Regions from separate parts of the Mus musculus genome. Here region 1 is linked to region 2. Evidence: chromatin loops called from intact Hi-C (ENCODE). Cell type or tissue: left cerebral cortex. All regions are shown on one strand. Links, peaks and the distances in the headings refer to the core of each region. The heading gives the core; the rest is flanking DNA.

What was found. Hi-C counts contacts between places; a loop is a spot of excess contacts. Peaks named below come from ENCODE experiments on the same cell type or tissue, not always from the same donor. Only the 100,000 strongest peaks of a DNase experiment are listed, where the experiment ranks them.
Region 1: it touches region 2 in a loop (2.8-fold over the local background); 3 of 42 quality-filtered maps call a loop at or near these places.

What each region holds. Positions count from the first base shown.
Region 1 is chr14:77,158,331-77,161,257 of GRCm38, reverse strand. All of the region lies in intron 1 of Enox1 (ecto-NOX disulfide-thiol exchanger 1), which reads right to left. Among named protein-coding and RNA genes, the nearest start is that of Enox1, 3.0 kb to the right of the region's middle. In left cerebral cortex, for the core only: CTCF peaks have their summits at 1,469 and 1,688; DNase peaks (open chromatin) are centred at 1,711, 1,952, 2,316 and 2,599; H3K4me3 peaks cover 1,490 bases.
Region 2 is chr14:77,371,731-77,374,657 of GRCm38, reverse strand. The region is part of intron 3 of Enox1 (ecto-NOX disulfide-thiol exchanger 1); the gene reads right to left. Among named protein-coding and RNA genes, the nearest start is that of Gm41217, 2.2 kb to the right of the region's middle. In left cerebral cortex, for the core only: a CTCF peak has its summit at 1,319 (motif pointing right); no DNase peak of the experiment used is centred there.

The DNA.
Region 1 (2,927 bases), core at 310-2,809, 210 kb after region 2:
ATTCTTTACACGCATGAAGAACCTCAAAACGCGTCACGTGTACGATATATTTCCTAAGTTAGTAGAAATGCTTAAGTGGACTAAGTTTGCACCGATAGTATGTTCGCGATCAGTTTTTGAGTTCAGTAACAATCTAGATTACAACTGAAGAGACTTGCCCTCCACCAGCACATAGAACCCCTGGAAAGATGGCTTTGCTAGAACTGTGACATGAATATGATACACTGCAATCGGTTCCACCTTCACCAAAGACCCTAGATCACTTATGATGCAGGAAAGGAAGCTCCTGTCATCCATCTGCTACCTGTAATATCTGAACTCTTGTAGAGAGACAAACTGACCAACACAGTCTTGAATCTCGCCACTGTCAAAAAATGCCAGTGTCGAGATAATACAGTCGGTACTTTACTTGCTGAACAAGCATAAAGACCTGAATTTGTTGTAAACACACACACACACATATAAAATTTTTAATCTTTTTAAATGGTGTGTCCTTGTAATCCTAACACTGGGGATGCAGAGACAAGTGTACCCCTGGGACTTGGGCTCTCTGGCCAGCCTAGGTAGCCTAATCAACAAGCCTGAGTCCAGCAAGAGACCCTGCTTCAGAAAATGAAGTAGAGAGTTTTTAGGTAAATGAAACAACATCCAACCACTGTGCAAGAGAATGACTCTGTACACACAAAGGTGCAGCCTACACACACACACACACACACACACACATGCACACGCACATGCATGTACGCACACAAAGACACTCACACGGAATAAGAGAGTATTAAAGATTGTTCTAAACTATAAACAGCTAGCAAGGCACAGAGCTTGCAGGTGGCGGGAAGGAGGTGGGTTCATGGGGCCGAATGCAAAATAAACTGTGTGCAGCACACCTCAGTCCACACTCTAGCCTAGTATGTCCGTATTGATCTTCACTTGTAATTACTATGTACTTTCAAAGTATCCTGATTCAATCCCAGCTACAAGTTCCAATGGGGGAAAAAGGGAACGAAGAGAGAATAATGTGGAGGAGAAAGTAGGAGACAGTCACCAAGGAATTCCATCCCAGGGTATCCCAGGGAAGCGGTCCTATGGGCTGTCACCAGGCTGCTGTATCCCTCCCGTGCCTCCGGAATGCTTGGAATTAAATAGTTAAGCTGGAAAGCATCACTCTCGACTTGGCTTTTAGCAGTAAAAGGCTGCCCTCTACTTAGGTATCACAGAGCTAACTCAAGCTTTTATAACATCCTAAGAGCACCTAACGGTAGTCAGTGTGTGCTCGGGATGCTTAATGGCTTCTGTGAAGGTTAGAAACCTCCCTCCCACTCTGGTTTTTCTGTTTACACCAGGCTTTAAAAGGGGCAATAGAAATGAGCGCTTCATTTCCTCAACAATCACCACACAGTTCTTATTACAACCAAAAAATTCAAAATTGTGTTACTAACATTTTTTTTTAAAGAGACAGGTTTGCCTGTCTGAAGTGAAACTTGCAGATGTATGTCAAGTGGAGGGCTTCGATGCCTGGGCTGAGGACCATGGGCTGGGGACCATGGGCTGGGGACCAGGATGTGCATGCAGCTGTCACTGCTCTGTTTTTCATTCACAGTAGGTGGTTGCCAGGCAACAAAATACTATTGTCTGTTTCTGTGATCTATTGGCCAATTCTACTGGTGATAATGCTTTTACAGTTTAAAACAGGGCCACCTTTCGGACAAGAAGAGATGAGCAAAATTTCCGAGGCCGACAAGAATATATATATGAATATAAATACGCTGCAGGTACCCTAAATCATATGCATCCAGTTTATAACTGTGTGCAGACATAAATATATATTTTGCACATACCCATATATGTTTGTGCTATTGCACACATTCTTTTCCAGTCTACACACATATACATTTCGTAGGCCTGCAGCCAGCATCTAAATCCATGTGGGAAAACCAGAGCATGAACTAGAGAAATAAAAACACAGTCAGAATCATTTTCTCAGCAACAGCAACGACTTCAGAGGTGTCAGATGTGTCAAACCCTGTTCCTTGATTAGGAAGCCTTCCAGAGAGCAAAGCTCTTCTTCCTACTTATATAATAGAAGATTGGGAGGCTTTGTCATCTCCTTTGAACCATCTCACATATTAAATAAGCCATTTAACTTAATATGTGCTACCAGACCATAAGTGTGTTAAAAGACCTTTCAACTAGTGTTACCATTTACACATAGGAATCTTTAAAATTTATTCATCTTAAAAAGAATTGAATTGCACTCCCTGGAATAGCCTCACGTGACTCTCCACTTTGTTTGGATATGGGTCCCTGGGTAGTTACAGCCATGCTATGTTCCTTTTGCACATTCCACCAGCTTACAAATAAAATAACACACAGTGTGCTCAATATAAAGTTGTCAACATTATCCTGCATCCCTTGCCACTTGCTTTGCATTGACAAGGTTACAAAGATAAGAATGACAATATCCTTAAAGTGTTCAGACATGACATCAAAACAGTCTGAAGGAATTAAAGCTCGAGAATGCCGGCGGCAATCAGGCTTAGAAATGAAGGGAAATAAAAGTAATTTGTACGTATTTCTGGAATGGCACTACACAATGTCAGGACAGTCTCTAGACTTCACACAGTGCCCATCCGTCTTGTCTCACCATATTTCAGAAGCACTTTAACTAATGCTTCCCTCTAGAGGGATGAAATTCATTACCATTTGCAAATCTGCATATCACAAGAAAGCGGAATAATCAATATCCATTATGTGCACGGACATTATTACTATAAGTCTCCTATCAAGAGTGCAACGCTAGCAAAACAAAAGCAAAGTGTGTTAATCACAACCTAAGTACTAGACAAAATTACTACTTTTCCAGAGAGCAGTCTTCAGCAGACCGCAGCTGCCTCCCACTAGAGCTCCCAGGGACTTCTTCACATCGC
Region 2 (2,927 bases), core at 279-2,778:
TACCTACCCTACCTACCCGAGCAGAGCAGCATGGGAGGGAGAAGCATCCTGTGTGGACAAGCCTAGCAAAATGCAGGTTGGATGCAGGTTTTAATCCAGAAGTTTGATCTCTAATATAAATCATAACATCCTATGAATAGGACCGGGATAATTGTGAACTAGCTTTTGAGAAACACAAAATTTCTACAGCAAGAGTGTCAAGCATGCCCAAGGGCTTTTCTTAGGAGTACTACACGGCAGAACCAGAAAATTTCAATTAATTAAAAAAAGAATTAAAACCTGCCAAGAAATTCCAGCTTCATTCTCACCAGCTCCACCTTCCAAATAATCGACATGAAGGATATTATGTTCAGCCACGTACATGCAAGCGTGCAGGTTCAGTCATGTGCATACAAACATACAAAAATGTATTCTTGGGAGTGTGCCTATCTGCTGGTATCTGTTTGAGCTCTGTGGAAGCATCTGTTACTCCGTTTAAATGTGCGTATACTACATAGAAGAGGCCTGCACCATTGCTCTTTATGGCTGGCACAGACCAGCTTGCTTTGCTTGGCTGTTGGGTTTAAATATGAAACGTCTCCCACAGACTCTTGACTTGAAGGCTTGGATCACAGATGATGGACTTCAGGGAAGTGTCTGCGTGCCGAGGGCTGTGATTTAACCAATGGACCACTGGAACCAAGCATTCAGATGATGGCATTATCAGGGGTAGTATAAAGTAAGAAGTGGGTGGAGGTGAAGGAAATAGGTCCCTGGGGGCCTACCCTGAAAAGCTACATCTTGACCCTGGTCTTTTTTCTTCTCTCTGCCTCCCAAATGCCATGAGATGTCTTTTTCTCCATCACATGTTCCATGCTCCACTCATGATGAACTGCCTTATCGCAGGCCCCACAGGGATGGTGCACGCAACCATGGACCAAAACATCCAAAATCTACTCAAAATAAATCATTCTTCCTTTTAAATTATTTTTTAATAATGTATCATAGCAGGGAAAGTCTCACTAACACAATACTATACCACATCATGCTGAAGAGATACGCTATCATCTGTATCCCCACTGGTACACTTTGAGATTTCTTCCAAGTCTTGACTATTACAAAACACATGCAAAATTCTTTAGTGCAGTTACAACTATAGTGTTAAGATAAATGCAACTAAACTGCCTTCAAAAATAGTTTCCCAATATGCATTCCTTTGAAAAGTGTGGCAGATTTTTTTTTAGGGGGCATCAATGGTTTAGGATTTATTTTTTATTTTATTTTATGTGTACAAGTATTTTCCCTGAATGTATGTGTATCCATAACGTGGGTACAGTGTCTTTGGAGGCCAGAAGAGGGCGCTGCATCTGTTAGAATGGAAGTCACACGTGGTTGTGAGCCATCTGGATCCTGACAATGGCACCAAGATTCTCCACAAGAATAGGAGGAGGCTCTTAGTCACTGAGATTACACCAACAGTTTAGACTGCCATTAGATGACAATTGAATAGACTGCCTTTTAAATTTCAATATCTGTTACATCATTGATAAGGCAATGTTTGTCAGATTTTCCTTTGAATTATGCATTAATACTCTTATTTTCTCCTGTTGGGCTGATAGATCTTGTCAGTTGATACATCTAAGACCACTTTCAAAGAAATCTAGCCATCATCTGTTTCAGGTACTACAGACTATTTTTCTTAATTTCCACCTGACTAAAGCTTTGGTTTGGTTGGGAGTGGAGATGGTTATCTAGAATGAGAGGCATTTTATTAGAATGCATGTTTGTGTTCAATATAAGTGTGTGGTGTATGTATGTGTGCATGTGGCCACACATGCAGGTGGGTGCACACCCATGAAAACAAGCCAGAGGGAGGTTTCTGACATTCTGCTCTGCAACTGTCAGCTTCATTGCTGTGACACAGGGTTTCTTACCGTAAATGGAGCTACGCTGGTGGAGACCAGCAAGCTGCAGAGACTCCTGCTCCTGCCTTCTACAATGCTGGGCGTACAAGTGAAACATGACCACATCCAGCTTTTTTATGTGGATGGAAACCCAGGTCTTCATGCTTGCTTACCCATTGAGCTACTTCTTGGGCCTCTTAAAGGCAATTTTAAACAATGCATCACTTCCTATAAAACATACTAGCCCGGTCAGAGTCATGGTGTGCTCTGACCAGATATTATGTGTGTCTTATGTAACATGGTCAACAGAACTCAGTAGTGAATGTCTCTTGAGTTTTATAGAATCGAAACACCCTCTGTACGGTGCTACCCCATCCACCCCCGACCCCATTCCCACTTGTTGCAGTCTATCTTCAAGTCACTCAAAAGTTACCAAGCCCTACCTTGTTCTTATTTATTTCCTTACTTCTCTTCCAAGTGTGTGACCCAAGGGCAGATCTAGCAATTCCTGTTTTATTATAAAGGAGCCCAGCAAGTCCTTAGGATTACCCTTGTTATCTCCACAGACGATTAGCCAGGCCTTTTATTTCAGGGTTCAGTGTGCTAGTGCTATCACCTACTGGCTGTGCTCTAGAGTGCAGGATCCTCATCACATCTGCCATTAGCATGCAAAGGAGGCCAAGGAACCAGCCCAGGGAGCAAGGAACTCTCCCGCTCTGTGCTCTGTGCGCGAGGGCAGGGCATGTGTGATGGGTAGCAGGTCGTACAGGAAGGCTGCAAGGTTCACACTCTGATTCTCTCACTGGGAAATGTTTCCTCTGCGGCCTCACGATCCCCATCCACAGGATGGTGATAGGTACAGGTGACAGAGAACAAAAGGCAGCAGTGTGGTAGGTCTGCTGCAGGTAATAAAAAGTTATGGAGAGAGAAACCCTAGGAGCACACGTGAGTTTCAAATAAGTGTAGTCCGTCAGCATAATAATCACAGATACAAACAATATGGATTAGAATGTGATGTTGTCTAACAGGCCTTATGGCAGACAA